Regions from separate parts of the Homo sapiens genome. Here all the other regions are linked to region 1. The links are chromatin loops, found by intact Hi-C in ENCODE. Cell type or tissue: dorsolateral prefrontal cortex. All regions are shown on one strand.

Region 1 (8,000 bases):
CCTCAGGTGATCCGCCCGCTTCGGCCTCCCAAAGTGCTGGGATTACAGGTGTGAGCAACAGCGCCCAGCCACCACTTAGCATTTTCATTTTACATTTGTTGAAGTTATAGATTTATACACCCATTGATTGCTGTTTTATTATACACTTGCATATCCATAAAATGGGAAATAGAAAAGAATAAAATGGGCACAGTATCCCTAAAGTTTCACATTCTGAGACATTTTAAAAATATTTGCTTTTTAGAAATTTGTGTCAATTAAACTGGTATACACATACAATGAAGTATTATTCAGCCTAAAAAGGACTAAAATCCTCTCCACTGCAGAAAAAATGGATGAGATTTCAGGTCTGTATATTAAGTGAAATAAGCCAGGAACAGAATGACAAATATTACATGTCCTCACTTACATGTAGGAACAAAAAAGAAAATCTTGGCCAGGTGTGGTGGCTCAGGCCTGTAATCCCAGCACTTTGGGAGGCCGAGTTGCACGGATCACTTGAGGCCAGGAGTTCGAGACCAGCCTGACCAACATGGTGAAACCCCGTCTCTACTAAAAACACAAAAAATTAGCCATGCGTGGTGACGCGTGCCTGTAGTCTCAGCTACTCGGGAGGCTGAGGCCCAAGAATCCCTTGAACTCTGGAGGCAGAGGTTGCAGTGAGCCCGGATTGTGCCTGTATACTCCAACCTGGGCAACAGAAAGAGACTCCATCACACACATACACACAAAAGGAATCTCAGGAAGGTGGAGAGTATAAAGGTGGTTAGCAGACGCTAGGAAGAAAAGGGGTGGGATAGGGAATGAAGAGAAGTGGATAATTGGGTCCCAAAATACAGAAAGATGGAATAAGTGAGTTGTAGTGTTTGCTAGTACAGCACGAAAATTTTAGTTCACAAGAATTTCTTGCATACTTCCAGATGCTTTGGTAAGAAGCTTCCTAACTTTCTCATTATGCTGGTTTTTAAGTTATTCTCTTTCTGCTCCTGAAATCATGCTGGTTTTTTGTTTTTGTTTTTTTGAGACAGAGTTTCACTCTTGTTGCCCAGGCTGGAGTGTAATGGTGCGATCTTGGCTCACTGCAACCTCTGCGTCCTGGGTTCAAGCGATTCTCCTGCCTCCACCTCCTGAGTAGCTGGGATTACAGGCATGCGCTAGCACGCCCAGTTAATGTTGTATTTTTAGTAGAGACGGGGGTTTCTCCCTGTCGGTCAGGCTGGTCTTGAACCCTTGACCTCAGGTGATCCACGCACCTCAGCCTCACAAAGTGCTGGGATTACAGGCGTGAGCAACCGTGCCCGGCCCATGCTGTATCCTTATCTGTTGTCTGTTGTTGTTTGTTTGTTTTTGAGCCCAGGAATAACTTCTCACCTATATGTTCAAATGATTTTTAACATGAGTGCTAAGAAAGTCCAGCAATCTCACTACTGGGTATTTATCCGGAGGAAAGAAAATCTATGTATCAGAGAGATTCCTGCACCTTCATGTTTATTGTAGCACTGTTAAAAATAGTCAAGATATGAAATGTCCATCAAAAGATGAATGGATAAGGTGGTGTATATACACAAAATGGAATTCTACTTGGCCATAAAAAAGAATGAAATCTTCTAATTTGTGGCAACATGGATGAACCTGGAGGGCATGTTAACTGAAATAAGATGGCTCAGAAGGATAAACACCACATGTTCTCACTCATATGTAGGAGCCAAAAAAACAAAAAAGAGCTCATAGAGAGTATAATTGTGGTTTTTAGAGTCTGGGAAGGGTAGTGGGGAAGGAAGAGTAGTGGGGAAGGAAGAGTAGTGGGGAGGAGAGGATACGGAGAAGTTCGTTAACAGATACGAAATTATAGCTAAAGAGGAGGAATAAGTTCTAGTGTTCTGTAGCACTGTAAGGGAAATATTGTGTATTTTTTAAAAAGCTAGAAGAGAGGATTTTTATTTTGAATGTTCACATCATAAATGTTTGAGATAATGAATATGCTTAATTACCCTGACTTGATCATTACACATTGTATACATATATTGAAATACTACTATATATCCCATAAATATGTAGTTATCACATGGCAAAGAAAGAAAAACAATGAAATATTAATAGGCAATTTACAGAAACCCAAAAGTCCAACGAGTGTGTAAAGATACTCAAACTTATCAGAGAGATATGTATTAAAACAATAAGATGCCTCTTTATCTAGTGAAAAATTAGGCTGGATAGTTATTAGCATTCAAAGAAATGTGAAGGTAGAGGAACTCTTGTGCACTGCTGATAGGGTATAGACCAGCACAGCCATTTTAGGGAGTAACCTGGCAGTATCGAATCCAATTGAGTATACCTCACTCCTGAGTTTATACCACAAAAGAATACATGCAGAGGACCTTAAAGGATTGTATAGGAGGATGCTCACTGCTGTGTTGGTTGTGGTGGCGGGAGTTGGAAGTAATCTGGTCTCTTACTACTGATAGACTTACAAAGGATTATGCAGCAATTAGAAAGAGATACACGTGAAACAACATGAATAGATCTTAAATATAGATCTGAATTTTTAAAAGTTATTTGTAGTTAGCTCTACCATTTTTATTTGGTTACCTATATGGCAACATAAATATAATATCTAAACCCAAACTCCTGGTTTTATATCTGCTGCCAAAAAAGTAACTGCCACAACTGAACTAACAATTAAAACCCTTGCTCCTCTAATAATCTTTCTCATCTCAGTTAATGCCACTACTCTCCTCAAAATTTGTCCTGAGCCAAAAATTTTAGGAGCCATCTTTTGTTCCTCTTTCTCTCTACACTCACTCCACTAACACATATCCCAGCTCTCAGGAACAAGCTCTGTCCTCTCTACCTCCAAAATACATCCTGGTGCATAGGATTTTCTGCCCTGAAGTAGCACCTCATGTGATTCCAATGCAGGAGTTTCCTGAATCACACTTTGAGAAACTCTGAAAACATGCTCTCCTGCTCTGTTGAGGAGTAAGCTTTTCCTTTTTGGTAATTTTAGGAAGATAATAATTTTTGGCTTTTTAGAATAAAGATCGTTGTGATTCCATTGTTAATAATCAGTGAATCAAAAGATCCCAACTAGTAATATCATTCCAGTTTTATCACCAACACAGCTGACAGATTGAAAGTTTAATGAACAGCAAGTAATTAAGGCCTAGGCTTTAGAACCAATATTTAATTCCCGGGTCTCTTACTTTTAGTTGTGTAACCTTGGTTTGTTTATTTACCTCTGAACCCCCAGGTTCCACATCTACAAAATGAGAGAGCATTATCTAGCCATAGAGTTGTTAGGAGGATTTGGATGTAAAGCATGTGGCACAGTGCTTGACCTCAACATGGCTGCTGCTAAAATGACAATAATGATAATAATCACTATTGCTGTGACTACTACCACTACTAGAACTTCTAGTTTTGAGGCCACAGATACTAAGAACATCCAGCAGAGGGCAATGGAACAGCACAAGATTTAAGTTAGTATATGAGCCTACTGGAGATGTGTCACATTTACCAAGCATTATTTCTACTTTTATATTTCTTATTTTAATGGAAAGAAGAGATGGATGTTATTGATGGACCTCTTTTATATTTGAGATTCTCACTTCCCCAATTATTGAAGAATGATGGTACATCTATATCTATACAATCCTCGCTTAGAACTTGCAATCTCAATCTCCTAATGTATTAGTCTGTTTTCACGCTGCTGATAAAGACATACCCGAGACTGGGTAATTTATAAAGAAAAAGAGGTTTAATGGACTCACAGTTCCACATGGGTGGGGAGGCCTCACAATCATCACAGAAGGAGAAAAGGTATGTCTTACATGGCAGCAAGCAAGGAAGAAATGAGAGCCAAGCAAAAGGGGAAACTCCCTATAAAAATCATCAGAACTTGTGAGACTTAGTCACTATCACAAGAACAGTATGGGGCAAACTGTCCCCACGATTCAATTACCTCCTACCTGGTCCCTCCCACACATGTGGGAATTATGGGAGCTACTATTCAAGATGAGATTTGGGTGGGGACACAAACCATATCACCTAACATCTTTCAAATTTTTTAAATTTAAAAAAAATTTTTATAGAGACAGGGTCTTCTATGTTGCCCAGGCTGATCTAGAACTCCTGGGCTCAAGTGATCCTCTCACCTCAGCCTCCCAAAGTGTTGGGATTACAGGTATGGGCCACTGCACCTGGCCCTCCTAACAGCTTTGTCCCTTACCCCAATGTCCCCCTTTCTAAATAATGAGAGGAGTGGAATAAATATTTGGTTTTTAAGTCCTGTACCCAAGAGCCATTGGTGCTGTTGAGCTGCATCAGGGCTGTCAGGGATAAGTAGGAAGGCTCCACTTCTCTCCCCACCACTGTCTACCAAAGTAACTCAGCATTTATCTGTTTGATACATTGGATTTTCTCATAAGATTTTATTTTGGAAAAAAAAAAAGTTAAAAAATAGATGCTCACAAATGCCCCTTCTGCCTCTATCCAAAGAATCTAGTTTGCTGGGGCCTTTGTTGTTGTTTTAACAAATAATAGTATTTCTTATCTAGCATTTTTTAACATTTGGCCAGTTCATCAGTTGCAAAATCAGTTATTGTGTCTTTCTTAATATGAAATGATGGAATACAATCAAACAAGTAAAAATATCAACATACATTAGCAAGAAAAAATTTTGTTCTTTGTTCCAGCTATGTCTGTCTATGCATACTGGGTAGAGTGGTAAAATTAATTTCATATTGTAGATTGTGAAAAATTTGAAATTTTGAAAGCCACTGCTATATATATATTGAAAATTTGAAAGCCACTGCTATATATATTGATACAGTTTTTGCTTTTATCACTGTATTAATCTGCTAAGGCTGCAATAACAAACTACCACAGATTGAACAGAATGGCTTAAACAACAGAAATTTATTTTCTCACATTTCTTGGGGCTAGAGTATAAGAAGATGTTAGCATGGTTGTTTCCTCTGAGGCCTCTCTCTTTGGCTTGTAGGTGGTTGTCTTCATGTTCACATGGTGTTCTTCCTGTATGCATATTGTTAAAGAAAAAAATTATTTTATAATGCTTGTTGATGGGCATTTGGGTTGATTCCATGTCTTTGCTGTTTGTGAATAGTGCTGCAATGAACATATATGTGCATGTATCTTTATAATTGAATGATTTATATTCCTTTGGGTATATACCCAGTAATGGAATTGCTGGGTCAAATGGTATTTCTGGTTCTATGTCCTTGAGAAATCACCACACTGTCTTCCATAATGGTTGTTCTAATTTACATTCCTACCAACAGTGTAAAACTGTTCTTATTTCTCCACAGCCTCACCAGCATCTGTTGTTTTTTGACTTTTTAGTAATCACCATTCTGACTGGTGTGAGATGGTATCTCATTGCGGTTTTGATTTGCATTTCTCTAATGATCAGGGATGTTGAGCTTTTTTTCATATGTTTGTTGGCTGTACTTCTTTTGAGAAGTATCTGTTCATGTCCTTTGCCCACTTTTTAATGGGGTTTTTTTTTTCTTGTAAATTTGTTTAAGTTCTTTGTATACTCTGGATATTAGACCTTTGTCAGATGGATAGATTGAAAATGTGGTACATATACATCATGGGATACTATGCAGCCATAAAAAGGAACAAGATCATGTCCTTTGCAGGAACATGGTTGGATCTGGAAGCCATTATCCTCAGCAAACTAACACAGGAACAGAAAACCAAAGGCCACATGTTCTCACTTATAAGTGGGAGGTGAACAGTGAGAACACATGGACACAGGGAGGGGAACAACACACCCTGGGGCCTGTCGGTGGGGGTTGGGGGAGGGAGAGCATCAAGAAAAGTAGTTAGTGTATACTGAGCTTAATACCTAGGTGATGGGTTAATAGGTGCAGCAAACCACCATGGCACATGTTTACCTGTGTTTACTTATGTAACAAACCTGCACATCCTGCAGGTTATGTACCCTGGAATGTAAAATAAAATAAAAAACTAAAGTTCAGATCTTGAAATTGTAAAACAGAGAACATAAAGCAAACACACTTAATATGTTACAAAGAAAATGAGAAATGCAAAAATAATAATAATAATAATACTTATTAAAGCACAGTGAAGAAGACTTTATTCAGGACCATTGCAATAGGTATAGGTAACACCACAATGAGATTTTGCAGCCTGGGAGAAAGATTGGACTTAATTCCAAACACAGCATGGGCAAGTGGGAATTTATAGCCAAGGAGCAGGGTGGGGGTCAATGGATGGAAAATTACTAAAAGGAAACATCAGGGGTGAGGAAGATTTCAGCTAAACCAACTTCACAGGATTCTTGCTAAAAACAGAACAAGGTGATTTATTACCTGTGGGATAGTGGAGGATGAGGAACTTGATCAGATGTCACGGTTGATCAGCTACTGGGGGAGAGGGGTTCTTACTAAATGAGTTTTTGGATAAAGCAGATTTTACAAGGAGGTGCACAGATGGGCCTAGGAGAAGGTTAGGGAGCCTGACTGAAGTTTGGTCAAGTTAGAATCTGTGTCAATATCTGTACAAAATTCCTCTTCTTACAAGGACATAAATCATATTCGATAAGGGCCTACATTACTGACTTCATTTTAACTTAGTTACCTCTTTAAAGACCCTATTTATAAACATAGTCACATTATTAGGTATTGGGTATTAGAAGTTCAGCATGAAATTTGGTGTAACACACTTCAGTCTATAATGATCACATAAAAAATCTTGGAGATCAATCCATACAAACACATAAAGGCTGCTTCATTTTATTTCATTATTGGACTATATTTCCTTCTCCTTCTGTCTTACTCCCCCCTACACAACCTCAAATAATAATTAGTGCTTTTGTAAAGGATTATGAGTTCATTGTAAAAATTGCAAACAAGTACAAAGAAGAAAATAAAAAATCAGGTTCATTATTATCTCTTGGAGCTAATATTTTTGACATTTTGATGAATATTCTTTTAATGAGCCCTTTGTGTCTAAATACATATATAGATGTATATGTTCATGAATATATGTAAATGAGTATATGGATATGTATGCATTAACCAAAACTGGGATTGTACCATTTATGTATTCCTGTAATCCTCGTCACTAAACAATATGAGGGGACCGTCTTCTTTAAGAAATATATTAATAGATCTATATTATGATTAACAATGCTTACCTAGTATTTAGTTGTATGGATGTTCAATTAATCATCTAACAGGTCATTTAATTTGCTTATATTTTTTCTGTTATAATCAAGACTTATGTCTTGATTACATCTTTGCACACTTGTGTGATAATTCCCATGGAGTAAATTCTTGGAAGTAAGAATACAAAGTTGGCAGCCACTTTACTATTTTAATATATACAATAATTTTAAGCTATCTTCTAAATAGTTTATACTAATTTATACACTCACCACAAAAATTAAAAAAACATGAGTTCTTATATATCTACACTGTCACTAATAATATTAGAATGTATTATTTAGCATTTTTAAAAATAAAATTAGTTTTTATTTGCACTTACAAGTGAAAGCATCTTTTCTCCCAACATTTTATTTACAACATACAACAAAGTTTGAATTCATTTTACAGCAAACACTAATGCACACCATCTTGATTCTACCATTAACATTTTACTATAGTAACAATATAACTATCCTTCTATCTGTACCTTTACCCATCCATTTAATTCATCTTTTAAAATGCATTTTAAAGGAATTTACAGGAATCCATACACTTTACCCAAATTGCAGTTGACCATTGAAAACACAGGTTTGAAATGTTTGAAATGTGCAGGTTGACTTATATGTGGATTTTTTTCAATACATATATTGGAATTTTTTTTGGAGATTTGTGACGATTTGAAAAAACTCAGATGAACCACTTAGCCTAGAGATAACAAAAAAATTAAGAAAAAGTTATGTCATGAGCATATAACATATAACAAAATATAAAAAGTTATTTATCAAAACTGACACAAGCAAACAC
Region 2 (8,000 bases), 230 kb after region 1:
TATATCACCTATTTTTTTCCCTGGAACTTTACTTCTTTGCCCAGACTTTCTATTTTTTCATCTATTTCAATACTGTTCATAATTATTAGCATTTGCTGAAATATTTTTATGATGGCTATGTTAAAATCCTTTTTAGATAATTCTAACATTTTTGTAATCTTAGGGTTGGTGTCTTTTATTGTCCATTCTCATTCAAGTTGGGATCACCTTGGTTCTTGGTATGATGAGCGATTTTCAATTTCTATTTGGACATTGCAGATATTATAAGATACTGGATCTTATTTAAATCCTGGGTTTTACCAGGCATCCTCTGACACTGTTCTGGCAGGAGAAGTGGGGTCACCTCTTGTAGGCAAGTTGGAATAAAAGCTCAAGTTCTCTACTCAGTCTTCATTGACACACAGCCGAAGAAGGGGTGTCTTCTTACTGCTTAGGTAGGAGTGGGGCTTCAGGCTCTTCACTAGGTCTCTGATGATAGCCCCCTGGATGGGAAAGAGAAGGGTGTCCTATTACTGCTCCCTGCATGGTCTCCACTGATACCATGGGAGGTGGCTTATGCCTATAATCCCAGGACTTTGGGAGGCTGAGGAGAGGATGGCTTGAGGCCAGGAGTTTGAGACCAGCCTGGGCAACATAGCAAGACTCCATCTCTACAAAAAGAATTAAAAAATTAGGTGTGGTGACATGCCTGTAGAAGTATTCACCCAAATACTTGGGAGGTTCAGGTGTGAGGACTGCTTGAGCCCAGAAGTTTAAGGTAGCAGGGAGCTATGGTCATACCACTACCTTCCAGCCTGAGTGACAGAGTGAGATCCCATCTCTTGGAAAAAAAAGGTGAATGATTCTGGATTACAAGGATGTCCAGTGTGTGGTCATTAGAGTATATTGCTAAAGAGAAATATTAGACAACATTTACATTTCCTGTTTTATTTATATATATATATATATATATATATATATAAACTTAGCAAGACATATGTATATAAACAAATACATAATGTGGCAAATATTAGCTTTGCAACTTAATTAATTTTTAAATATATATCCACACATGAACCACAACCCACACACAGATATGTGGCATGTATTTCCAACAATGAGAATCCTTTTTTTTTTTTTTTGAAACGGTGTCTCACCCTGTCTCCCAGGCTGGAGTGCAGTGGCGCAATCTCGGCTCACTGCAACCTCCATCTCCCGGGTTCAAGTGATTCTCCTTTCTTAGCCTCCCGGAGCTAGGACTATAGGCGCCTGCCACCATGCCCGGCTAATTTTTGTATTTTTAGTAGAGACGGGGTTTCACCTTGTTGGTCAGGCTGGTCTCGAACTCCTGACCTCAGGTGATCCACCTGCCTCGGCCTCCCAAAGTGCTGGGATTACAGGCATGAGCCACTGCACCTGGCCGAGAATAGATTTTTTAAAGACCCAAGAAAAGGGGCAGCCCAGCAAGACAGAAAATTTCACCAGTAACTGCTCTACTTTAACCAAACACCACAGAAAAGTGTTCACCCACTCCCTGTACCCACATACCAGCAAAGACTGAGTAGGAAGCTTAAACTTCACCCATACCATACAAGATGCCAGAACCCTGCCTGTTTCCCCACCCCAACCAGAGCAGTATCAGAAAAGGCCTTGTGGGAGCTGGAACTTCCATAACAACCAGGCCATAAAGATGCACCCCATGCCTCAGTTGGAGACCATGTAGGGAGCCTGGACTTCTGCTCCAACCCAGCCAAACAAGTTGCCTCCTGCCTTCTTCATCAGGGTAGTATCAGAGGAGGCCAAATGAAGAGTTGGGAATTTTACCACCATTCACTTATAAACGTGTGGGTCGGGAGAAAGAGATGAAACACAGAGAACAAAACATTAAATACAATTTTAAATAACTTTAAGATATTTTATGAGAGTAGGAATGTGAAAAGTTGGCTCTATAGTAATAACTAAGTAATTTCAATTAAAATATTTTTTACATATTATGTTTAGAAAAAACAAATGAGTATATCATTATTCCTGAAAATTTCCTCACATATAACCCAGAGTGAAAGTTCACCTTGTCATCTTGATTTCATTCTCTTACATGCCCACAATATCCATTCACTTTTTCCCTAACCCAGCAACCTGCGTCCTCATATCTCTACCACACTATCTTATCCAGGAAACTTCCTTTTACTAGAATTCTGGGAAAGCAGTGTCCAACAGCTCTTTGTCAGAAATCCACTGTCCCAAAGTCTTAAATTAACACAATGGCGCAATTTCTGTAGGTTCATTTTCACCCCTTATTTGTTTATTTTTAAAAAATAAAACAAAGCCTTAAGCCGTCAAATGCCTGAGATATACAGGAGCAATGACGTTGCATTTCATCAGCCAATCAAGTAAGAGATGATGGGCCTGAAGCTAACCGGTGCAGACTAGGGGCGAGTTTGGAGCAAGTAACTGTCAGTGAGGTTGCAGTTGGTCTGGGCTGTTTGGCTGTGAGCGAAATAGCTGCCCCCCACTTCTCACTTGCACACCACGGGATACTCCTCCTGAGGCTCCGGATGGTGAGCTCTCCAGTCTCTAGTTTCCTTTTCTGGAAGTTGACCTTTCCTACTGGTACTTTCTCTCTCAGTCTCGCCTCCTAGATGAACAAAGGCTCCCACTGTTTTCCTGCTAGAGATTCAGCCACTCCCTCTTGGCGCTTCTGCCTTTCTTGTGGCAGACCATGGAACACTTTCCCAAAGATCAGCTAGCTTCTCGGTTTGAACTTCTACCCCTTAGCTGCTTCCCCTCCTCCATTATGCTTTTTACATCAACTCTTTGTGAACTATCCAGTGGCATGTGTTCCCTTTGCGTTACTGAAACTGAAAAGTCCAGCCCTAGGGGAAAGCTCACTGGTTCAGGGAATCGCCTCAGGTGTGTGGAGCTGATCTTGAGCTGGAGGAAGGGCTCATTCTGAGTGGAGGGGCATTAGGAGGGCAATAGCCCACCCACCTTCAGAGTCAGTAAGATGTCTGCGTTGTGTGGTAGGAGAGTTTACTAAGGAGACAATCCAGCCTCTGGTATCAATATAAAATAAACCATTAAGCATGAGCTTTGTAGCTGTGAAGATTACTGAGATCCCACAGTGCCCTCTTCAGGATGCTTTCTTCACCTAATTCTTGCAAAACGTTCCAATCTGAAGGAAGAAGACTGTTTCCATGTTCAGTAACATGGTAAATTAGTGTGACTTACGGTTCATGAGACAAAATTTCTCAATGCTGGCTGACTGACAAGGACAAATTCATGTCATTTTTGAGAGGGCAGTCATTAATTTCCTCCACACACAAAGAGAATTGAGATATTAGCTAACATGAGAGATATATATATATATATATATTTGAAATAGAGTCTCACTCTGTCACCCAAGCTGGAGTGCAGTGGCACAATCTAGGCTCACTGCAATCTCTGCCTCTTCAATTGATTCTCCTGTCTCAGCCTCCCAAGTAGTTGGGATTACAGGCATGTGCCACCACACCTGGCTAATTTTTTTTTTTTTTTTTTTGTATTTTTAGTAGAGACAGTTTCACTATTTTGGCCAGGCTAGTCTCGAACTCCTGATCTCAAGTGATCCACCCGCCTAGGCCTCCCAAAGTGCTGGGATTACAGGCGTGAGCCACTGTGCTCAGTCAACTAACTTATTGTTAAATTAATGCAGAGGACCTATGTGATAAACCAATATTTTTTTCTTTAATGGGATTTGGACTCACAGACTTTTACAAAGCTGTCAAAAGTCAGCTTAAGATGAAGAGTTCTAATTATATTGAAAACCTGTGGCCGGGCGTGGTGGCTCACGCCTGTAATCCCAGCACTTTGGGAGGCCGAGGCGGGCAGATCACAAGGTCAGGAGATCGAGACCATCCTGGCTAACACAGTGAAACCCCGTCTCTACTAAAAATACAAAAAATTAGCCGGGCGTGGTGGCTGGCGCCTGTAGTCCCAGCTACTCGGGAGGCTGAGGCAGGAGAATGGTGTGAACCCGGGAGGCAGAGCTTGCAGTGAGCCGAGATCGCACCACTGCACTCCAGCCTGGGCGACAGATCATGACTCCGTCTCAAAAAACAAAAAAAAGAAAACCTGTTTATTCTCATAGCTATTTCCTTACCCATACATTTAACATATTAAGCTACAGTAATGTTAGTATTTTTAAAACTATTTTAAGATGACATCTATTCTCAAATAGAGATTTCTTATGAGATTTTGGAGTAGAGGTTGGGGAAGCCAAATGGTATTTATCACATATGCATAGCCAGAGAGATAAATTGTGTTGAATTTGATCATATATATCTCTGAATTTAAGAGTAAACAGGATTCGTGGTAATTTTATTATTATTAATGTGATTATAATTTAACTTTCATGTTCTGGGATACATGTGCAGGTTTGTTATATGGGTAAATTCATGTCATGGAGATTTGTTGTACAAATTATTTAATCACCCAGCTATTAAGCCTGGCACCCATTAGTTATTTTTCCTGATCCTCTCTCTCCTCCCACCATCTACCCTCAAGTAGGCCCCAGTGTATTCCCCTCTATGTGTCCACGTGTTCTGAATATTTAGCTTCCACTTATAAGTGAGAACATGCAGTATTTGGTTTTCTGTTCCTGCATTAGTTTGCTAAGAATAGTGGCTTCCAGCTCCATCCATGTTCCTACAAAGGACATGATCTCATTCTTTTTTATGGCTGCATAGTATTTCATGGTGTATATGTGCCACATTTAGTTTATCTAGTCTACCATTGATGGGCATTTGGGTTGATTCTATGACTTTGCTTTTGTGAACAGTACTGCAATGAATGTACGCATGCATATGTCTTTATGATAGAACAGTTTACATTTCTTTGTGTTTATACCCCGTAATGGGATTGCTGGGTCAAATGTTAGATCTGTTTTTAGGTCTTTGAGGAATCACCACACTGTTTTCCACAGTGGTTGAACTAATTTACATTCCCACCAACAGTGTATAAGCATTCCTTTTTCTCCACAACCTTGTCAGCATCTGTTATTTTTTGACTTTTTAATAGGAGCCATTTTGACTGGTGTGAAATGGTACCTTCCTTGTGGTTTTGATTTGCATTTCTCTAATGATCAGTGATGTTAAGCTTTTTTTTTCATATGCTTGTTGGCAGCATGTATGTCTTCTTTTTAGAAGTGTCTTGTCCTTTGCCTACTTTTTAATGGGGCTGGTTGTTTTTTCTTGTAGATTATTTTAAGTTCCTTATAGATGCTGGATATTAGACCTTTGTCAGAAGCATAGTTTGCAAAAATTTTCTCCCATTCTGTAGGTTATCTGTTTACTTTGTTGATAGTTTCTTTTGCGTGCAGTAGCTCTTTAGTTTAATTAGATCCCATTTGTTAATTTTTGCTTTTGTTGTGATTGCTTTTGATGTCTTTGTCGTGAAACCTTAGCCCACTCCTATGTCAAGAATGATGTTGCCATTACCAGCCACTACAAAAACACACTTAAGTACACAGACCAGTGACACTGTAAAGCAAGCACACAGTCAAGTCTGCATAATCACCAGCTAACATCATGCTGACAAGATCAAATCCACATGTATCAATACTAACCTCGAAAGTAAATGGGCTAACTGCCCCAATTAAAAGGCACAGAGTGTCAGGATGAATAAAGAACCCAGACCCTATGGTATGCTGTCTTCAAGACACCCATCTCACATGCAAGATCGAAAGAAATGGATGGAGAAAAACTACCAAGCCAATGTAAAACAGAAAAAAGCAAGGGTTGCAATCCTGATTTCAGACAAAACAGACTTTAAGCCAACAAAGATCAAAAAAAAAAAAAAAGAAGGAAAAGAAGGTAATAACATAATGGTAAAGGGTTCAATTTAACAATACCTAACTAAATATATATCCACTCAACACAGGAGCACCCAGATTCATAAAGCAAGTTCTTAGAGACTTTCAAAGAGACTGACACTCCCACATAATAATAGTGGGAGACTTCAACATCCCACTGACAGTTTTAGACAGATCATCAAGGCAGAAAATTAACAAACATATTCAGGACCTAAACTCAGCAGGCTCAAATGAACCTGTAGACTTCTACAGACCTCTTCACCCAAAAACAAAAGAGTATACATTCTTCTCATTGCCACGTGACACATACTCTAAAATCAACCATACGGTCAAACAAAGAACACTTGTCAGCAAATGCAAAAGAACTGAAATCACAATAACCACTCTCTCAGACCACAGCACAATTTTATTATTTTCTGAAAAAAAAATTTATTATAATTGAATGTGTAAACACTTATTACAATTTTTAAATAATTTTAGAAATGATAAAAATGCTCATGGGAACATGTATTCTTAGTTTGGAAAACAATAGACTTCTTAACTATATTAAATTCAGAAAGCATGTAGGAATGTGTAACTGTGGTACAGAAAATAATTTTCCTTATTTCGTCTAGCCTGTATACTCGAGGATGCTTAGTCTTGGCATAAGAGTGGGCAAGTTAAGAGGTGACATTGACAATATTTTTCTCAATAGTTTGATGTTAAGAGCAAATATTACTAATTGACCAAAATGTTCTTTCCTAATGGCAGGGGCTTCCCCTGGAGCAGTGTTTCTAAACACCAGTTGCTCATTAGAATCACTGGAAAGCTTTTAGAGTTCCCAGTACTCAAGCTGCACCCCAGAAGAATTAAATTAACCTTGGAGGGTGGGCACCAAGGCATCAGTATTTTCTAAAACTTGCCACGTGATTCCATGTGTGGCCAAGGTTGAGAATGTCTGTTAAGAGACATAGCTGAGCTCACTCTTCTCTGTCACTTATATTACATTCGAGATCTTCAGGTCTACCTACAGTTCTTGATATGTTTAGGTAACATTAAAAAATTTAGAAATCCTTTGAGGAAAAGAACCAAACACAAAACCCAAAACAACCCCCAAATCCAGGAAGTGATCTAATACTCAGAGATAGGACTCAGTATGTTGCTCCAGGCTGGCCTTAGGCTCACAGCTGCGCCAATGTTGTTCTCCTCTTTGACATAAATGATCCCACAGAACATCAACATCAGACAAAGTCACTTCAAACCTTAGCAAAATGAGACACAAAGGTTGTTGTGCAACCTATACAACACCAAACACCCTCAGTCTCAGCTAAAATGAGTGACTGCTGCTTCTGTGCCCATCACAGCTGTATCTTAGCTCTAGTCTACCCTCCTTATAGTAAAGTTTTATTGAATACTCAATCACGGAATTGTCCTCACTTTCTGACAGCACCTTACCTAAAGTGAACCCTCACTTCCATAGACCTTTTCCAAAATTACCCAGACAAAGCGCAGATCCTCTAATAGGTTATTTCTAACACTCTTTTGCTGATATACCCCATGGTTTCCCATGGTGAGTCATCTCCTTCACCGCAACAAATAAATAACAAACAAAACTTGTTAACTACAGATGTATTTCTGGTAACATTTGGCTGAAGGGCATTGACAGCCTTTCTCACAAAACCTCACCAAGAATATTGAAAAGAAGCTGGCTTTGAGACTAAAAATTGAGCAATGTTGTCTGAATTGAGCGGATCACAGTGGTTGCTAACCTTGGCTGGGTTAAATTAAAATTACCTGAAGAGCCCAGGCTGCAAACCAGACTGAATTAAATCAGAATCTCTGGAGATAGGACGTAGGCACCAAGTATCATTATAGCTCCTTAGGTAATTCCAAAAAATAATAAATAAAGGGAGAGAAATTACACAGACTAGAAAATTATACAGATTTGAAAACTGAGGCCAGTGGTGTTAAAGTAAGCTACCCTGAGTCTTTCAACCTACAAGCAGAAGCCCATCAGACCTACGAATGCAAGTAGTCTGACCGCAGATTCTGAAATTTGTTTTAGAGACAAGGTATCACTCTGTCACCCCGGTTGGAATGCAGTGTCACGATCATAGTTCACTGCAGCCTTGAATGCCTGGGCTCAAAACAATGTCCCACCACCCCCTCAGCCTCCTGAGTAGCTAGGACCATA
Region 3 (8,000 bases), 410 kb after region 1:
AAAATAACTCATGATGCTGACCTATTCTTCGACCTTTGTAAAACAGACTTCCCCCTCCTAGCCCAGGGCCCCACTCATCTAGGAGGTGAAGAAGACCAAAGATAGGGAAGGGTGAGGGATGATGGACTTAAAAAATTCCTTTATCATTATATTTTAAGTTTTTATTTTTATAAGGCATCCAAATATGCATGCAGTCAGGTCAAAATAATCGCCGTATTTCCAAATTAGAGAATGAGAAGCAAACACACACAAAACCCCTCAGGAATCTAAATTACAATCTAATTTTGGATTCTGCTTCTAAAGCGCACATATACAAACCCCAAATGGACCATAGGCTGGCCTCAGGGAAATACTCGGAATCCCTGAAATTGTCTGTACAATTTTGTGTTGTGGGGAGAAGTAGGTACATTTTTTTTTCCTGGGGAGAAGGTACACAGCTGTCTTCAAATTCTCTAAGGAGCACACAAACCAAACAATTTTAAGAATCTTTGCTCTTTGAAGACTAAGAACATTACCATTGTGGGAAACTAGTTGCCTGGGTAATCACAGGGCGGGGATGGTAATCCCCCAAGCCCACAGCTCATGAGCACGTAGAAACTGGCGTAAGAACTCATTCCATCCCTCTTGGTCCCTCCCAGGGCCCTGGGCCTCTCCCTGACACATTTTCCCTTTCTCTAGAGTTTGCCTCTGAGCTCATCCCCCATCTGCCTGCATGCCTGCGATGAGTCCCTCTTCTTCTTTCCTCACTTCCCAACTGCTTCTCTGTGCACCCTTCCCTTTGAGAGGGCAGTGACACTCACATTCTGAAAACATAAAATGGCTCAAATATTGCACATTCATGCTCTGGAAAGTGGGACATGGGGTCACAGAAAACCCCACATTTTCTCAGCATGTCCCGTCAGAAGAAATGTCTGAGAGAAAGAATGCAATTTCCAGAAGAGCAGAGACTTTGTTCCACTCACAGCTGCCTTCCCAGCACCTGCTGGAGCACCAAGCCCTGGGGAAACAGCTGAGTCTCTTTGGCCAAGCTCAGGGTCTTCTGGGAGCCCTCCTCAGGTCTCACAAGCAGCCTGCCCTTTATCCTGTACTATTTGAACCTCTCAGCCTTGGAAGCCTCTTAAACCTTTCCTCAGACCTCTGCCCATCTCCCTGGCCTCCATTTGGAAAGAGCCAGTAACAATTTTTGCAAGGGGCCTAAGAAAATCAAGACCAACCACACCACAGCAGCAGCCCCCACAGGCATCGCAGGCCTCTTCACATGGGAGGAGGCTGAAGGTTTCTGGGTTTTTTTTTCTTTTGAAATGGAGTTTCACTCTTGTCACCCAGGCTGGAGTGCAATGATGCGATCTCGGCTCACCGCAACCTCTGCCTCCCAGGTTCAAGTGATTCTCCTGCCTCAGTCTCCCGAGTAGCTGGGATTATAAGCACCTGCCACCATGCCCGGCTAATTTTTGTATTTTTAGTAGAGATGGGGTTTCACCATGTTGGCCAGGCTTGTCTCGAACTCCTGACCTCAGGTGATCCAACTGCCTCGGCCTCCCAAAGTGCTGGGATTACAAGCGTGAGCCACCGCGCCTGGCTTTTTTTTTTTTTTTTTTAATTCCTGTAACTGGGGCACAATCTCTTCACTCCACACACATATAGTGTCTGCCTGACCCACAGACACACTTTATTCAGGATGCTCTGTGAGGAAGATCTCCATTTATGAGACTTCCAGTGAGCTAAAATTTGGCCTTCTGAATGGCATTCTTAAGAACTGTTTTACATAACGTTCTGCCTTCTTAGGCCAACATTACTCTTGCCTCTCATCCTCAAGAAACAGTGTCATCATCATAATAAACACCTTGTCTTGTACTATGCACTAACACTTGTGCTTTTAACCCCCTGTTCCATGCTTCTGATTCTAGACCGTTAATGCACCTGCTGCCAACCACAACTACTTCTAATTTGCCTTTCATTCATTCAACTAGTATTTACTGAGAACCTACTCATGTGGAGAAAGTGATTCTGATGGACTGTGGATGAGAACATAAAATATTCAAGATTGTTGGCATTAGGGGCTAAATAAGAGCAAACAAGCCTCCGAGCGAGGTATCAGAAAGTGAGATCAGCAGCAAAGGCCAGAGCTTCACTACAAAGCAATGGAAGGATATTTTGAGGGCTTGAAGCCATTTGGCCTTCTGACCTTCCTTTCTGTCAGGTTTTGTTCTGAGTGTCAAAAGTTCTCAGATTCTGATAAATGGGGTGTTTGTTACATTTATTAAAGAACATATCTATTTCCTTGTTCTGTTCTTAATTTTAAAAGTTGACAAGTAAATTTGTCATAATTTTCTAAGGAAAGGAATAAACTTGTCTTTGTATACCCCTCTATTAATTTCTTAATGGTCTCAGTGGCCTTCAACAGAAAAAGAAATAGGTTCCCCATATTGAGATACTCTTTCAGCAATTTAGCTGTATCATTTATTTCCAATTCTTCAATTCTTACTTCTCTTGTGAAACCACAGTATCTCCATAAAGGTTGCTAATCATGTTGTAAAGTAGGATACAGGGCTTAGAATGTGGGTGAACTGCATGAGGAAACATGTAGCAATGTTCATCTTTATAGTTGAATTATCTTTTCCATAATTGCTCCCCAACTACACTGTCTAATTATGGAGGGCACGGACTGTGTAGCCTCCACAGAGAGGGGAACATCACCTCACAGCAACACCATCTGCTGAGGGGATGAGTGAATAAATGAATAGTCTGACACAGTACCAAGTCACCACAGTTGCCAAATCGAACCAAGCCAATTTGACCCCAATCTGGTTCACCTGTTTATTGTCACAACTCTGACTTCTTTACTTGCTCTACTTACCATAGAGCAAGAGGGATGTTGGATCAAGCCCCAGACTCTCACAACCAGGTATATTCTGATCACGGAAATCCTGTAGCAAAATGCCCAGCACCAACTCCTCACTCATCATATACTTCATAAAATTTTCATCATCTGATGGAACCCCAAATTGCAGGTCATACGTTACTGTGGCATTTTCACCACTGAAAGGCAATGGAAGACATTAAAACATAAACAGCATCATACTGCAACTCAAGAAATGAATTTAAGCAATAACTTTTTTTTTTTTTAGTTTTGCATGTTCTTCCAGTACAAAATAGCAAAGAATGTTCTGTCCTGGAAGAACATACTGTCCTATAAGAATCCTCTTCCATAGATTCATCACAAAAAGTTGAGGTGATCCTAACCTCCTCCTTCCACCTAGTACCTATCCTCTAGGAATCCACTGGGAGAGGCCATCAGAGGTAGAGGTAGAGGTGCCCATCTCCAGTCAAGATGCTGAGAAGATCCCAGGCTTGACCCACCATCTGTCCCAACCCCAGCCTTCATCCCTTAAGGCAAGCCAGGGAAGCCTCCCCTTTTCTCCACACACATTCCTTCTTCATGTTCTCAGCATTGCCCCCACAAAGGTGTGCCAGGGATATTTAGTTTAACCAATTCTTTATTTGACCTATGAAAATGTTTAAGGCACAGCCAAAGTTTCCTACCATTGGCTGGGTCCAGAACTTCTGAACGTTGACAGAGACCACCCTGTGTATCAGCAACAAATCAGGCTTCCCTGGTTTGTCCCCAAAGTGAGAAACTTTTCTGTCCCATTTCCAGAGGCCCCTAGGGCAAGATAACCAAGCCCTGTAACTCTCAGTAATGGGACCTAAGGAAAGGGAATTTTCATCTTCCTAGAACATTTTTTCCCATTTCCAAAATAAAAATAATCAAGGGCTACCCTCCATTAATTAGTGTCTAATGCTACTCTTTAAATGCTACTTCAACATTTAGTTTATTCATAGTTATCCTATTACTTTGGTTTAAGATGGGCCAGATTAAGAACCAGCAATAAAATAATGAGCAGGAGGCCACATCTGAGACTATCACCTTGGGGAAGTTTTGCAGATGCACCAGTCCCATTAGTGTGAATCAGGCCACTGCCCCTGCTAAGGATAGGCAAAGAGCTCCCTCTTCTGGCTACAGGTCACATAGGCCGATACTCTTCGATCTTACAAGGTGGCTGACAATTGAGCTTATAAACTCTACTACGGCTGGGAGATGTGCCAGATCCTGCAGATCAAATGAATAATGGAGAGTCAGGACTCTGAAGAAACTCATAGTTTCAAGGATGCCACTAAAGGAGGGCCAAAAAATGCACTTTCAAACTGCAATCCAGCTAACCTAGTTTGCAGGTGTCATAACTTGTTCCCTGAGCTCTGCCCTCTAATTATCGCTAATGATGATCAACACCTACACAGCCAGCCACCCTGCATTCCCAGGGGCAAGGACTTGGGCTGGCTAATGAAGAGGGCCAGAGTCTGACTTTCAGAAGACCAGGTCAGAAGCTGAATGGGAAAATCAGGCCACCTAGCCTGGCCTGGCCAGCCCATCCTAATCCCCCATGGCAGGTCACAGGGTAAATTTACATGAGGCTGAATTTTGAGAAAAGAGCAACTTTCAGGGCCTTTCGCCCAGCTGCCCACCACTGGAGTGAGTCTAGCAGCTAATAAACCAAAGGGCATTTTTCCAGGTTCTAGCTGGGCCAGTCCAGGGCTGAGGTCACAATGCCCCTGTAGACACAAATGCATGTGCCAGGGATTTAGCCGCCTCCCACCCATGTGCAGCAGCACCCTTTGGGAAGCAATGGCTTTTCTTCCTCAATTCAATACTTTAGGACCTCTGCCTGGACTTCTTGAAATAAAGTGCAGAGATGTCACCGTAAGTACCATGTACACTGGGTCTGTTTTGTTTTGTCTTGTTTGAGTCTCTCTGTGTCACAGGCTGGAGTGCAATGGTGCGATCTCAGCTCACTGCAACCTGCGACTCCCTGGTTCACACAATTCTCCCGCTTCAGCCTCCCAAGTAGCTGGGTTTACAGGCACGCGCCACCACGTCCAGCTAATTTTTGTATTTTTAGTAGACATGGGGTTTCACCATGTTGGCCAGGATGGTCTCAATCTCCTGACCTCATGATCTGCCTACCTCAGCCTCCCAAAGTACTGGGATTACAGGTGTAAGCCACCATGCCCAGCCCATTGGGGGTCTTTAAAGAAGGAGATCAAAGGCAGCCTGCACCATATGTATCTGTAGACTTCAGGTCTGTTTGGCCCCACACCATGGTGCTACCTACCACCTGCTTTATGTGCCTCCCCTCCCAGGTCTGCTAATATTAGGGTTTGGAGAACTTATAGTTTGAAGGGGGAATCTCAATATAATACAACTTTTGATGGTCATATTCCAGAGACATCTCAGGCATAATGGATAATGAAGCTTTGATATAAATTTTAAGTCATCTCCAATAGTCCCAATGATGTAAAAGGATAATAAATGGACTCTACACACATACACCCTGATGCCTACATCTCAAGAACATTAAAGATGAGGAGGAAATTTAAAAAATAAAAAATACATATGGGTGTGTATATCCTATGTGTGTGTAGTATTTGTGGTGCCTATGGTAGATACATGAACAGAAGTAATTACACTCAACTCTTGACAGCTATTACCTCCATGGAAGGGAATGGCATTAGTTATTGGTGGTGGCAGTGGAGAAGAAAGGAGGCAGAAGGGAGACTTTTCCTGTGCATACCTCTTTATGTCTTCTTTTTTTTATTTTTATTTATTTTTATTTTTTTGACAGAGTCTCACTCTGTCACTCAGGCTGGAGTGCAGTGGCGCAATCTCGGCTCACTGCAACCTCCCCTCCCGAATTCAAGAGATTCTCCTGCCTCAGCCTCCTGAGTAGCTGGGATTAGAGGCACCCACCAACACACCTGGCTAATTTTTGTATTTTTAGTTGAGACAGGGTTTCACCACGTTGGCCAGGCTAGTCTTGAACTCCTGACCTCAAGTGATCTGCCCGCCTTGGCCTCGCAAAGTGCTGGGATTACAGGCGTGAGCTACCACGCCCGGCCCCTCTTTACATCTTTAATACTAAACAAGGAGAATGTACTCCTGTATTACTTGTGCTCCTCAAAAGCAAATGCCTATACATGTATCACTCGCATCACAGCACGACCTGAGATCTATTTCTACTTCTACCCTTAGCTTATTTGAGCATTCATTGTTAAACAGAAATGGTTTACCTGGGACTGGCTTTTCCCCTCTTCTGTGTGACCCTGGTTGAATTATACCATTAATCTGGGCTTCCTTTTTCTCATTTGTAAAATAAGGGAGTTGAGCCTGTTGGTGTAAAAGACCTTCCCAGCACTGACATTCTGTGATTCTATTACAGGTTCCCTTCATGCTCTGAGGCTCTGGGAATCCCTGCTAGGTAAATGACGAAGGGTGGGGTGGGGGGATCTCTTTCCAGAGAAAGAGAGCAAAATGTAATGTTCCACACTCTTACCTGAAGTCCACTATTTCAACTGAAGTAAAATAACGACCCAGAGAGGGCGATGTACTGTACACATCTGTGAGCTAAACAAACAGAAGCAAATTAAACCACACACATTACCGACAGATCATATTACACATCACCTGACAAAGCAAAACTGCTTCTAAGGCAGAGGAGATTCCACTCCAGCCTGGAATCAACGTTATCTGGAAGCTCTGGATCAAGAATTGAGCCCACCATAAATCAAAACTCAAGTTAATGCTACTTCAAAAGAACTCCATTTATAAGGACCAAATGACTCAGTTTCTCTCAGAAGTTGCACTGGCACCCTGTGGCCTTAGTGGTGAGAATATCAGCAGCTGGAGCCCACACAGGCCTCACAGACCATAGGAAGGAGAGAAGAGAAGACCCCAAAATGGCTGCTGGACAGCAGCAGCACAGACCACTTAGCACCTGGGACATTGCTTAGCCCAGGGCTTCTTTCTCCCTTCTCCAGAGCTTCAGTGTAAAGACAAACAGCCATGCTAAGCCATGGGTCTAGCACATCCCCTGGACAAAGAGACAAAGAGGGGAACTGCAAAAATATGGAGGCTTTATTTTATGCATGAAATATTGCAAGCATCATAAAAAATAATGACACCTGTGTTTCCACTACCTAGCTTTCATGTCTTCATATTTGCTATATTGGGTTCAGCCCTTTAATTTAAGAAACAAAATAAAGCTAAAGTGACTCCTACATACTATTCAGTTCCTCCTCTCTCTCTTTCTTAATACTAACCATCATTCTGAAGCTGGCATGCATCCTTTCCTTGCATATTTTTACAAATTACTACTTATTTATGTAATCATAACAAAATATAATTTGTGTTTTTATTCAAATAAAAGGCACCATATTCTACATAATCTTCTAAAACTTGCCTTTTTTCACTCAAAATTACATTTAAGATTTACCCATAAAGTAAATCTCAATGAAAGGCATTCACCTAACTCCTGCACAGATTCCTTTAAATGAGTATACCAGCCTATCCATTCCTCTGATGATGATCACATGCACTATTCTCAATTTTCCCCATCACAACTTATGCTGAAGCAATCATCCTTAATGTCTCCATGCATCTCTTCTTGGACATGCGGGAGTTTCCAATGGGCATATGCCAAGAAAAGGAATTGTTGGGTTTAAGGGTAGGTGCATCTCCAACTTCACAAAATTGTTCTCCCTTTCCCACCCCTCCCAGCAATGTATAAATATCCATTTCCCACATCCTTACCAGCACTTAGTGTTACCAAACTTAAATTTTTACCACTCCGAGGAGTATAAAATAGTGCTTCACATTGTTTTAATTTGTACTGCCTCGCTTACTAGTGAGGTTGAACATCTTTTCATGTTTATTAACTCTTTGGGACTTTTCATCTCTGAATTTCTCACTCATTTCCTTTCCTTCTCTTGGCTTATCTGTCTTTTTCTTATCTATCTGAAGTGGTTAGTTTTATATTCTGGATACTAGTTGTTGATATTATGTTACAAGTATCTTTTCCCAGGCATTGAGTAGTTGTGTTTCAGATATCTGAATCCTAAACTAGTAGTACTAGGAACATGTGCCATCCCCAGCTACAGCCATTATG

What was found. A loop is a pair of places that touch in the nucleus more often than their neighbours do. Peaks named below come from ENCODE experiments on the same cell type or tissue, not always from the same donor. Only the 100,000 strongest peaks of a DNase experiment are listed, where the experiment ranks them.
Region 2: it touches region 1 in a loop (3-fold over the local background); 83 of 110 quality-filtered maps call a loop at or near these places.
Region 3: it touches region 1 in a loop (3-fold over the local background); 56 of 110 quality-filtered maps call a loop at or near these places.

The regions. Positions count from the first base shown.
Region 1 is chr3:112,515,042-112,523,041 of GRCh38, reverse strand. No RefSeq gene overlaps it. Among named protein-coding and RNA genes, the nearest start is that of BTLA, 20 kb to the right of the region's middle. RefSeq lists an enhancer at 614-1,114. In dorsolateral prefrontal cortex, CTCF peaks have their summits at 3,265 and 3,465 (motif pointing right); no DNase peak of the experiment used is centred here; H3K27ac peaks cover 365 bases.
Region 2 is chr3:112,288,630-112,296,629 of GRCh38, reverse strand. It overlaps SLC9C1 (solute carrier family 9 member C1), which reads left to right and starts at 2,414. Exons shown (of 29, transcript NM_183061.3): 1 at 2,414-2,537. In dorsolateral prefrontal cortex, CTCF peaks have their summits at 2,886 and 3,086 (motif pointing left); a DNase peak (open chromatin) is centred at 2,415; H3K4me3 peaks cover 1,265 bases; H3K27ac peaks cover 1,411 bases.
Region 3 is chr3:112,108,003-112,116,002 of GRCh38, reverse strand. C3orf52 (chromosome 3 open reading frame 52) reads right to left here. Exons shown (of 6, transcript NM_024616.3): 4 at 6,390-6,460; 5 at 2,858-3,039. MIR567 (microRNA 567) reads right to left here and starts at 3,202; the gene lies at 3,105-3,202. RefSeq lists enhancers at 428-517, 748-797, 808-887, 908-1,167. In dorsolateral prefrontal cortex, CTCF peaks have their summits at 3,820 and 4,019 (motif pointing left); a DNase peak (open chromatin) is centred at 3,999; H3K27me3 peaks cover 679 bases.